Regions from separate parts of the Homo sapiens genome. Here region 1 is linked to region 2. Evidence: read pairs that join two places in POLR2A ChIA-PET (ENCODE). Cell type or tissue: Panc1. All regions are shown on one strand. Each heading gives the region's core, and the rest is flanking DNA. Links, peaks and the distances in the headings are about the cores only.

The links. ChIA-PET counts read pairs that join two places held together with the same protein. Peaks named below come from ENCODE experiments on the same cell type or tissue, not always from the same donor. Only the 100,000 strongest peaks of a DNase experiment are listed, where the experiment ranks them.
Region 1: POLR2A ChIA-PET joins it to region 2 with 5 read pairs; 3 of 35 experiments call an interaction of 5 or more read pairs at or near these places.

The regions. Positions count from the first base shown.
Region 1 is chr14:34,896,678-34,902,058 of GRCh38, reverse strand. No RefSeq gene overlaps it. Among named protein-coding and RNA genes, the nearest start is that of BAZ1A, 24 kb to the right of the region's middle. In Panc1, for the core only: no CTCF peak of the experiment used is centred there; no DNase peak of the experiment used is centred there.
Region 2 is chr14:34,704,381-34,709,761 of GRCh38, reverse strand. It overlaps CFL2 (cofilin 2), which reads left to right. Exons shown (of 4, transcript NM_138638.5): 4 at 1-649. Among named protein-coding and RNA genes, the nearest start is that of CFL2, 7.5 kb to the left of the region's middle. In Panc1, for the core only: no CTCF peak of the experiment used is centred there; no DNase peak of the experiment used is centred there; H3K27ac peaks cover 1,752 bases.

The DNA of each region.
Region 1 (5,381 bases), core at 272-5,271, 190 kb before region 2:
GGGTTTCGCCATGTTGGCCAGGCTGGTCTCAAGCCCCTGACCTCAGGTGATCCGCCCACCTCGGCCTCCCAAAGTGCTGGGATTATAGGCGTGAGCCGCCATGCCTGGCCATGACCAAGTTTAATAGAATGTTGAGATTATACTACTGTGTAATCCTGTGGGTTACTGGTTTTTAACTGCTGTGAGGAAGCCAGTAAATAGAACATATTCATAGCAATATGAAATTCAGCCTATAACTTTCCAACACCACCCAAAAAAGGTAATTATTTAAGTATTTCTTAGCTATTTAGAGCTTTTGTTGCCTGTAACTGTATTTGGCATTTAAGACCTGACTATCTCATTTGAATTCTGTTTAGAATCAACTGTATAAATTACTCCAGATGTTTTTGAAAAATTGTGAAATAGGTGAAGTTCGCCCCTCTCACCCCCCCCCACCCCCGAATCCTTTATCTCTTTTCTGGGGTGGCTTTCTGCATCCTCCATTCTTTTTTTTTTTTTTTTTTTTTTTTTTTTTTTTTTTTGAGATGGAGTTTTGCTCTTGTTGCCCAGGCTGGAGTGCAATGGCATGATCTCAGCTCACTACAACCTCTGCCTCCTGGGTTCAAGCAATTCTTCTGCCTCAGCCTCCCCTGTAGCTGGAATTACAGGCATGCGCCACTACGCCCAGCTAATTTTGTATTTTTCGTAGAGATGGGGTTTCTTCATGTTGGTCAGGCTGGTCTCAAACTCCCAACCTCAGGTGATCTGCCCGCCTCGACCTCCCAAAGTGCTGGGATTACAGGCGTGAGCCACCGCGCCTGGCCTGCATCTTCTATTCTTCCAGGCACTTATGTTCTTTTGCAACTCCCCAAACTGCCTATTGCTGTCCACTGCAGACTTACTAGCCTGGCAATTGCCCTTTCTTTCTCTCTCCCCACAGACCTCCCATGTCTTGTTTCCTACAAGTCTTATACAAGTTGGTAACCTGATTCATATTTACATATTAATGACTGACAGCTGCCAGGGGAATTAGAAGAGGTTTGGGAAAGGCCTCTCCCTGCAGCTTTGAAATTCCCACCTGGGCAACAACTTAATTAGCTGATCTCCAAGAGTGTTCCTAATCAAATTAATTGACAAGTACTGTACAGTGAAAAAGATTAGATTGCTTAAACATAAAGTAGTTCTTTATTTAGGGAGCCATTGTTTAGATTTCTGTCTTCCATGTGGAAATTTTTTTTAAATTCAGAGTTGAAGTCAGCATTAGGAGACTAGTTCCAAAATCACAGATTCAGAAACTCATCTTTTTTACTAGCTTTGTTGCTGCTAGATATCCTATATGTACTTTTTTTTTTTTTTTTTTTTGAGACAGGGTCTCACTCTGTCACCCAGGCTGGAGTGCAGTGGCACAATCTCGGCTCACTGCAACTTCCACCTCCTGGGTTCAAGCGATTCTGGGCCTCAGCCACCCAAGTAGCTGGGATTACGGGCATGCACCACCAAACCTGGCTGATTTTTTTTTGTATTTTTAGTAGAGACGGCCTGACCCTGTTGGTCAGGCTGGTCTCAAACTCCTGGCCACAAGTCTGTCACTCTGTCATGGCCTCCCAGAGTGCTAAGAGTACAGGCGTGAGCCACCGTACCTGGCCTATTCTTTTCAATTAAATAAATTTTAAAAATTTCCACGTGTATATGAACATATACTGTGCATCATTTAGTAAATGTATTTGCTCACTTATTTTGCTTATATAAATGGTGACCAAAACTTTTTGACTAGTAACTATACATTTAAGGGTGCAGACAGTGATGCTCCCTTTTCATTATTTGGTTAAATTGTGAACATTAAATTGTACCTATGTATCAGAACTTAATAAATCAGAGATAAAACTCATGTAATTTGGTGAACTCTACTTATTCTTTCTGATCCATATAAAGTAGATCTTTCCGGCCAGGCACAGTGGCTCACATCTGTAATCCCAGCGCTTTGGGACGCCGAGGCGGGTGGATCACCTGAGGTCGGGAGTTCAAGACCAGCCTGACCAACGTGGTGAAACCCCGTCTCTACTGAAAATACAAAATTAGGTGGGCATGGTGGCACATGCTTGTAATCCCAGCTACTTGGGAGGCTGAGGCAGGAGAATCGCTTGAACCCGGGAGGCAGAGGTTGCAGTGAGCCGAGATCACGCCATTGCACTCCAGCCTGGGTAACAAGAGTGCAACTCCGTCTCAAAAAAAAAAGTAGATCTTTTTGATTACCTGTGGATTCTTCATGCATTTGTTTATGCTGTATGATAATCATTCAGTTATTAATTATGGATTTATTAGGTATGTTTTATAGGCTTACCACTTGCCTAAGAGAAATGTATGATAATCTTAGTTTCTTTTGTGTGGTTTTTTTTTTTTTTTTGAGACAGAGTCTCACTCTGTTGCCCAGGCTGGAGTGCAGTGGCGAGACCTTGGTTCACTGCAAGCTCCGCCTCCTGGGTTCAAGCCGTTCTCCCGTCTCAGCCTCCCAAGTAGCTGGGACTACAGGCGCCCACCACCACACCCGGCTAATTTTGTTTTTGTAATTTTAGTAGAGACAGGGTTTCACCATGTTAGCCAGAATGGTCTCAATCTCTTGACCTCATGATCCGCCTGCCTCGGCCTCCCAAAGTGCTGGGATTACAGGCGTGAGCCACCAGCCAGGCCAGACAATTTTAGTTTCTAAACAACAAAAAAAAGGATACATACTCTGACAAATGTATCTTTGGTGACAGTGTTTCTGAATCACAGAATGGACTATCCTGGAAAATCTAAAACACAATATTGCCAAATATATGAATTACTGAAAAAATAAAGTCATTGTATAGGACAATGATAAAAAGCAATTTATTGAATGCATATAATGTGTCAAGCACTCTATATATATTATACCTAATTTTTATGGCAATCTTGCAAGATGGCTGATATTATTTCCATTTTATAGATATAGAACCTAAGGTTTTGGGGTAGGAGTGGAGGGAGAGGTTTATATAACTTGTCTAAGATCAATGGCTGTTCTGTGCCAGAGCTGGGTCTCAAATTCTTTTTTTTTTTTTTTTTTTTTTTGAGACGGAATCTCGCTCTGTCACCCAGGCTGGAGTGCAGTGGCACGATCTTGGCTCACTGAAAGCTCCACCACCCGGGTTGATGCCATTCTCCTGCCTCAGCCTCCTGAGTAGCTGGGACTACAGGCACCTGCCACCACACCTGGCTAATTTTTTTGTATTTTTAGTAGAGACAGGGTTTCACCATGTTAACCAGGCTCGTCTCGAACTCCTGACCTTGTGATCCACCTGCCTCGGTCTCCCAAAGTGCTGGGATTACAGGCATGAGCCACCACACCCGACCTAGCTGGGTCTCAGATTCAAAGCTGGTCTAACATCAAAGCCCGTGCTCCTTCTCTAACAACCTATTATCTCAAATAACTTATGATGTCCTAGTGAGTCCTAGCATACAGTACTTGTGGTTAAGAAAGGATGGAGAGGGAATTCAGGAGTGAGTCAGATAGACCTGGATTGAATATTGGCTATACTGTCTCTATCACTTAATAGTTGTATGACTTTGGCATGACATCTCTAAGCCTTCATTTTTTTCTGAGTAAAATGTGCTTAGTAATAGCTACTTCAAAGGATACTCAGAGGATTAAATGAGATATTGTATGCATTACCCTTGACACAGTGCCTAGCACATACTAAGCAATCAAAAATTGCTATCTGCTATTTTTGTTGTGATTTTATAGTAGCAGTTAAAAGTGACATTGATATATTCTAGTAAAAATGTTGTCGTTGGCCCGGCTTGATGGCTCATTCCTGAAATCCCAGAGCTTAGGGAGGCCGAGGCAGAAGGATTGCTTCAGGCCAAAAACTCAAGACCAGCCTAGACAACATAGTGAGATCCCCATCTCTACCAAAACAAAACAAAACAACAACAACAAAAAACCTAGCAAGAAATGGTGGCACATGCCTGTAGTCCCAGCTACTTGGGAGGCTGAGGCAGGAGAATCGCTTGAACCTGGGAGGCGGAGGTTGCGGTGAGCCAAGATCTTACCACTGCACTCCAGCCTGGGCCACAGAGCAAGACCCTGTCTAAAAAAAAAAAAAAAAAAAAAAAAAAAATGCCAAGGGGCAGGAGAAGGAGTGGGGAGTGTGGCTAGAGAAGAAAGCCAAAAGAATGTATAGGAAGCTAATGAGTAGATGACAGACAGAGTGGCCACCGTTTTGAAGGCTGTGTTAAAGAGTTTTTGTTGTTGTTATTTTTTGTTTCTTTGTTTGTTTTTTGAGACAGGGTTTCACCTGTCGCCCAGGCTGGAGTGCAGTGGTGTAATCTGGGCTCACTGCAACCTCTGCCTCCTGGGTTCAAGTGATTCTCCTGCCTCCGCCTCTCAAGTAGCTGGGATTACGGGCATATGCCACCACGCCCAGCTAATTTTGTGTTTTTATTTTTTATTTTATTTTATTTATATTTATTTGTTTATTTTGAGACAGAGGCTTGCTCTTTTGCCCAGACTGGAGTGCAGTGGCACGGTCTTGGCTCACTGTAACCTCTGTCTCCCAGGTTCAAGTGATTCTCCTGCCTCAGCCTCCTGAGTAGCTGGGATTACAGGCACCCGCCACCACGCCTAGCTAATTTTTTGTATTTTTAGTAGAGACGGGGTTTCACCATGTTGGCCAAGCTGGTCTTGAACTCCTGTCCTCAAGTAATCCACCCGCCTCGGCCTCCCAAAGTGCTGGGATTATAAGCGTGAGCCACTGCACCAGCCTATTTTATTTTATTATTATTATTATTTTGAGACAAAGTCTCACTCTGTCGCCCAGGCTGGAGTGCAGTGGTGCAATCTCAGCTCACTGCAACCTCCACCTCCTGGTTCAAGCGATTCTCCTGCCTCAGCCTCCTGAGTAGCTGGGATTACAGGCGAGCGCCACCATGCCCAGCTAATTTTTATATTTTTGGTAGAGACAGAGTTTCACCATGTTGGCTAGGCTGATCTCGAACTCCTGACCTCAAGTGATCCGCCTGCCTCTGCCTCCTGAAGTGCTGGGATTACAGGCATGAGCCACCACGCCTGGCCTGAAATGGTTTTTCAGATGTATTTTTAAATTTGCAAATTGTGGCTGCACTGTTGATAATTAGTCATTACTCGTGAACGTCTTTCATCCCAGCGTGGTAGAAGCCTTTATGGGTATTAAAGTTCATAACACCCCGACAGACAGCTTATAGGTAATTAAACTCTGTGATCTACCCACTTGATATATGAATCAGTTCTTAGTTAATACTCTTTTACGTATTTCAAATGAAATAAAAAATTTAAATAGCAGTAATAATGGCACAAGCGCCAGAGAAATACAAAGGAGTTTAAAATCACCATGAAAAAAACTTCTAAA
Region 2 (5,381 bases), core at 63-5,062:
GGCTGGAGTGCAGTGTCAAAATTTCAGCTCACTTCAAACTCAACCTTCCCAGCTCAGATGATCCTCCCACCTCAGCCTCCCAAGTAGCTGGGACTACAGGCATGCACCACCATGCCTAATTTTTTTTTTTTTTTTTTTTGTATCTCTTTTGTAGAGACTGAGTTTGGCCATGTTGCCTAGGCTGATCTCCAACTCCTGGGCTCAAGCTGTCCTCTGACCTCCGCCTCCCAAAAGTGCTAGGATTGCATGCATGAGCCACCACTTCAAAAGCTCAAATACTGCTTTTGAAGACAGCATGAGTTTATGGATGTTCTGTCTCCTTTCAGCCCATAAAGAAGTCTGAGGCTTTTCTTTTGCTCTGGAACATCCAACTAATTGCTTTATTTCCATGTAGAAGTAGAGGAATCATCCCTCCACTTAAATTTCCTCTCATAATGCAATTTGGCAAATTAAATCTCTAAATCTCAGTTTTTTAACCCATAGTATGGGAACGGTAATATCTGTTTACCATGTTTCCTGAGTACTAAATATGGAAATGGTTTTTGAAAACAGGAAAATGCTATGTAAATGCAATAATCTGTTTAAACTATTCATTCTTAATTACTGTATGTAAGTAGATAAATATTAAATGTTTTTGTTAAAAGATGTATTACAGATCATTGAACCTCTATTTTTGTAACTTCCGTGTGTGTACATATATATATGTATATATATATGTATATATACACACATACACACACATTTTTTTCTTCTTTTTTGGACAGGGTTTCACTCTATTGCCCAGGCTGCTGTGCAGTGGCACAATCATAGCTCAATATAACCTTGAACTCCTGGGCTCAAGTGATCCTCCCACCTCAAGCTCCTGAGCAGCTGGGATTATAGACATACACCACCATGCCCAGCTAATTTTTTTTTTTTTTTTTTTTTTGAGACAAAGTCTCACTGTATCACCCACGCTGGAGGGCGGTGGTGTGATCTCGGCTCACTGCAACCTCTGCCTCCTGGGTTCAAGCAATTCTCCTGCCTCAGCCTCCCGAATAGCTGGGACTACAGGCATATGCCACCACACCTGGCTAATTTTTGTATTTTTAATACAGATGGGATTTCACCATGTTGGCCAGGCTGGTCTCAAACTCCTGACCTCAGGTGATCTGCCTGCCTCAGCCTCCCAAAGTGCTGGGATTACAGGCATGAGCCACCATGCCCGGCCTGCCCAGCTAATTTAAAAAAAAAAAAATTGTTGAGACGGGGTCTCACTGTGTTGTCTAGGCTAGTCTTGAATTCCTGGCCTTAAGCAATCCACCCATCTCAACTTCCCAAAGCACTGGGATTATAGGTGTGAACCACTGGGCTGAGCCTATTTAGTGTGTATATAGAGATGGGGTTTCAACATGTTGGCTAGGCTGGTCTTGAACTCCTGACCTTAGGAGATCCGCCCACCTTGGCTTCCCAAACTGCTGGGATTATGGGCTTGAGCCACTGCACTGGCCCTATTTAGTATATTTTTAAAGTAGCATCTTTCAAGAATATTTGAAAAACAATCCTAAGATTGTTTTCTAAAAAAGCTCATGCTCATAAAAATCTAAAAAGTTGTATATTTCAAAGATGTTCTGAAATATTTCAGTATTGTAAACTTATGGAATCTGTGCCAAACGAGGATTGTATAGACACAGAAAGCTGGTGTCTCTTAATCCTTTTCCAGAAACTTGGATATATCCCTCCCCTACCCATCTTTCTAAGAAGAGATAGTACTTTATGTTATAGTGGGTAAGTCCTAGGACTTTGGCATTAGATTGCTTGGTTGTTTACATAGAGCCCTTTAACACTTAGTAACTGGATAGTCTTAGACAAATCGTATAACCTCTTGGAAGCTTAGTTACTACATCTATAAAATGGGGATGATTGTACTCCGTCTCATAGGATTGTGAGCATAACTGAAAGCACTTGGAATAGTTCCTAGCACATAATAAGGGCTCAGTAGGATGATCCTATAAGATTTACAGGCCAAACCAGAACACTTTTTGAAAATGAAAGGGAGAGCTATTAATTATGCCAAGACAACAGGCTTGAGATAGGCCAATCCCAAGCAAACCAGGAGGTGTTGTCCAGAAGTATAGGCTAATATTAAAATGTAATACTTAAACAATGAACTGTATGAAAGACTCAAGATCATCATTTATTAATTTTAATTATATAATGTATTAGCATACTGACTTGAGGATCTCACGAAGTATATGAGTGGTCTTAAGTAAACCTCAGAGAGATCGAATTTGGCTTTTTAAGCCTTTTTAATAGCGTTCCTTCTGACTTTTTTTTTTTTTTGGAGATGGAGTCTTCCTCTGTCACCCAGGCTGGAGTGCAGTGACGCGATATTGGCTCGCTGCAAGCTCCACCTTCTGGGTTCACGCCATTCTCCTGCCTCAGTCTCCCGAGTAGCTGGGACTACAGGTGTCCGCCACCACGCCCGGCTAACTTTTTGTATTTTTAGTAGAGGTGGGGTTTCACCGTGTTAGCCAGGATGGTCTCCATCTCCTGACCTCATGATCCGCCCACCTTGGCCTCCCAAAGTGCTGGGATTACAAGCATGAGCCTCCTTTTGACTTTCATACTTGTAAACTGTCAGATATTATGTTTTGCTACTATCAGTATGCTTTGTCTATAGCAGCTTCTGCTAATAGTTGCTTTTCATCTCGTGGATTTGGAAAACCAGGTTTGTTATAATTATGTATAAGCAAATAAATAGGCCCAGAGTGAAGACTTGAGAGCAAAATGCCTGAACACATGCACCTTATTTTTGGGGGCTGTTTAAATAACTTTGTGATGTACTTTCAGGGTTTGGGTTGTTTTTTGTTTGTTTTAATAAAAGGTATGTAAAAGAGCTGAACTGTAAATAGGTATTACTGTATCTCAGGGAGGTGTCTGCAGTATTATTAGTATTTAAGGAAATCATACTTGCTGTTGACAGTACCTGTATCATTAAAGGCTCACAAAGAAATTTGTTCCTGTTTTTTTTTGTTGTTGTTTTTTTTTGAGACGGGAGTCTCGCTGTGTCACCCAGGCTGGAGTGCAATCTCACCTCACTGCAACCTCCACCTCCCAGGTTCAAGCGATTCTCCTGCCTCAGCCTCGTGAGTAGCTGAGTAGCTGGGATTACAGGTGCCCGCCACCACACCCAGCTAATTTTTGTATTTTTAATAGAGACAGGGTTTCACCGTGTTGGCCAAGCTGGTCTCGAACTCCTGACCTGAAGTGATCCACCTGCCTCAGCCTCCCAAAGTGATGGAATTACAGGTGTGACCCACTATGCCTGGCCAAGAGAAGGTTTATTGACCTATTTTTTTTTTTAGATTATTGAAACAAGTAATAAGTTATAAGAACAAGAATTTGATAAGCAAAGTACTCTTAAAAAATTAAATGCCAGCTGGGCATGGTGGCTAACACCTGTAATCCCAGCACTTTGGGAAGCCAAGGTGAATGGATTGCTTGAGTTCACAGTTCAAGAATAGCATAGGCAACATGGCAAAACCCCATTCTACAAAAAATACAGAAATTAGCTGGGTGAGGTGGCGCAGACCTATGGTCCCAGCTACTTGGGAGGCTAAGCCAGGAGGATCACTTGAGCCCAGGAGAGCCAGATTGTGCCATTGCACTCCAGCCTGGGTGACAGAGCAAGACCCTGTTTCAAAAAAAAAAAAAAAAATGCCAGTTGACTTTATTTTTTTCGTTTAGTTTATTAGATTTTCTTTTCCTTTCTTTTTTTTTGAGACAGTCTCGCCCTGTCGCCCAGGCTGGAGTGCAATAATGTGATCTTGGCTCACTGCAACCTCCACTTCCAGGTTCAAGCGTCTCTCATGCCTCAGCCTCTGGAGTAGCTGGGATTACAAGTGTGCGCCACCACGCCTGGCTAATTTTTGTATTTTTATTTATTAATTTTATTTATTTATTTTGAGACCGAGTCTTGCTCTATTGCCCAGGCTGGAGCGCAGTGGCGCGATCTCAGCTCACTGCAATCTCCGCCTCCCAGGTTCAAGCAATTCTCCTGCCTCAGCCTCCCACGTAGCTGGGATTACAGGAACCCACCACCATGCCCAGCTAATTTTTGTATTTTTAGTAGAGAAGGGGTTTCACCATGTTGGCCAAGCTGGTCTCGAACTCCTGACCTCAAATGATCCGCCCACCTCAGCCTCCCAAAGTGCTGGGATTACAGGCATGAGCCACCTCGCCCAGCCTAGATTTTCTTACATGTACTCTAGACATGTTCACCAGGAAGCAGCTTTGATTACCCTTTATCTAGACATTTTTCATTTACTCTTGACTTCTGACAGCTAATTTGATTATGCATACATAGCAATTTAGTAGTTTATCTGGCATTACAGAAAAATTTGAAACAGATTTTCATTCAAATGAGTAGTCATTTTTCCCTTACATGTGAAAAAGCACTTATGTTAATGGTATATTATTGGGGCACATTTTCTCTCATTTTATTCTTAATAGTGGAATTTCAAATATTTCCCTTGAAACTTGATAGTTACTGAGTGAATTACAAAATTCTTGGGTATGTAGCCCAAAGCCTCCTTAATATGTGTTCCTGTGAGCTGATGGGGACTTTATTTTTTTTTAATTACAAACTAAATCACCAGGCAAAGAGAAAGGCAGTTCTCAAATTGGCATAATTAGACCTAGTTTTACTTTTAATTTTTATTTTTTTAATTTTTATTTATTTATTTGAGACGGAGTTTCGCTCTTGTTGGTTGCCCAGGTGGGAGTGCAATGGCCCAATCTCGGCTCACTGCAACCTCTGCCTCCCAGGTTCAAGTGATTCTTCTGCCTCAGCCTCCCGAGTAGCTGGGATGACAGGTGCACGCCACCACTCCTGACCTTAGGTGATCCGCCCGCCTTGGCCTCCCAAAGTGCTGGGGTGACAGGCGTGAGCCACCATGCCCGGCCTAGACCTAATTTTATAAAAGGTAGAAATTGGGCCAGGCGTGGTGGCTCATGCCTGTAATTCCAGCTACTCAGGAGACAGGTATATCACCTGAGGTCAGGAGTTCGAGACCAGCCTGGTGAACATGGCGAAACCCCGTGTCTACTAAAAATACAAAAATTAGCTGGGTGTGGTGGCTTGTGCCTGTAATCCCAGCTACTCAGGAGGCTGAGGCAGGAGAATCGCTTAAACTTGGGAGGTGGAGGTTGCAGGGAGCCGAGATCACACCACTGCACTCCAGCCTGGACCACAGAGTGAGACTCTGTCTCAAAATAAATAAATAAATAAATATAATAAATAAATATAAAAGGTAGAAATGGCAGCAGAGTATTTTGTTCCAGAAATCATAAAACTTAACTATACCACACAAGAAATAAGATGATACGAAAGGTGTCTT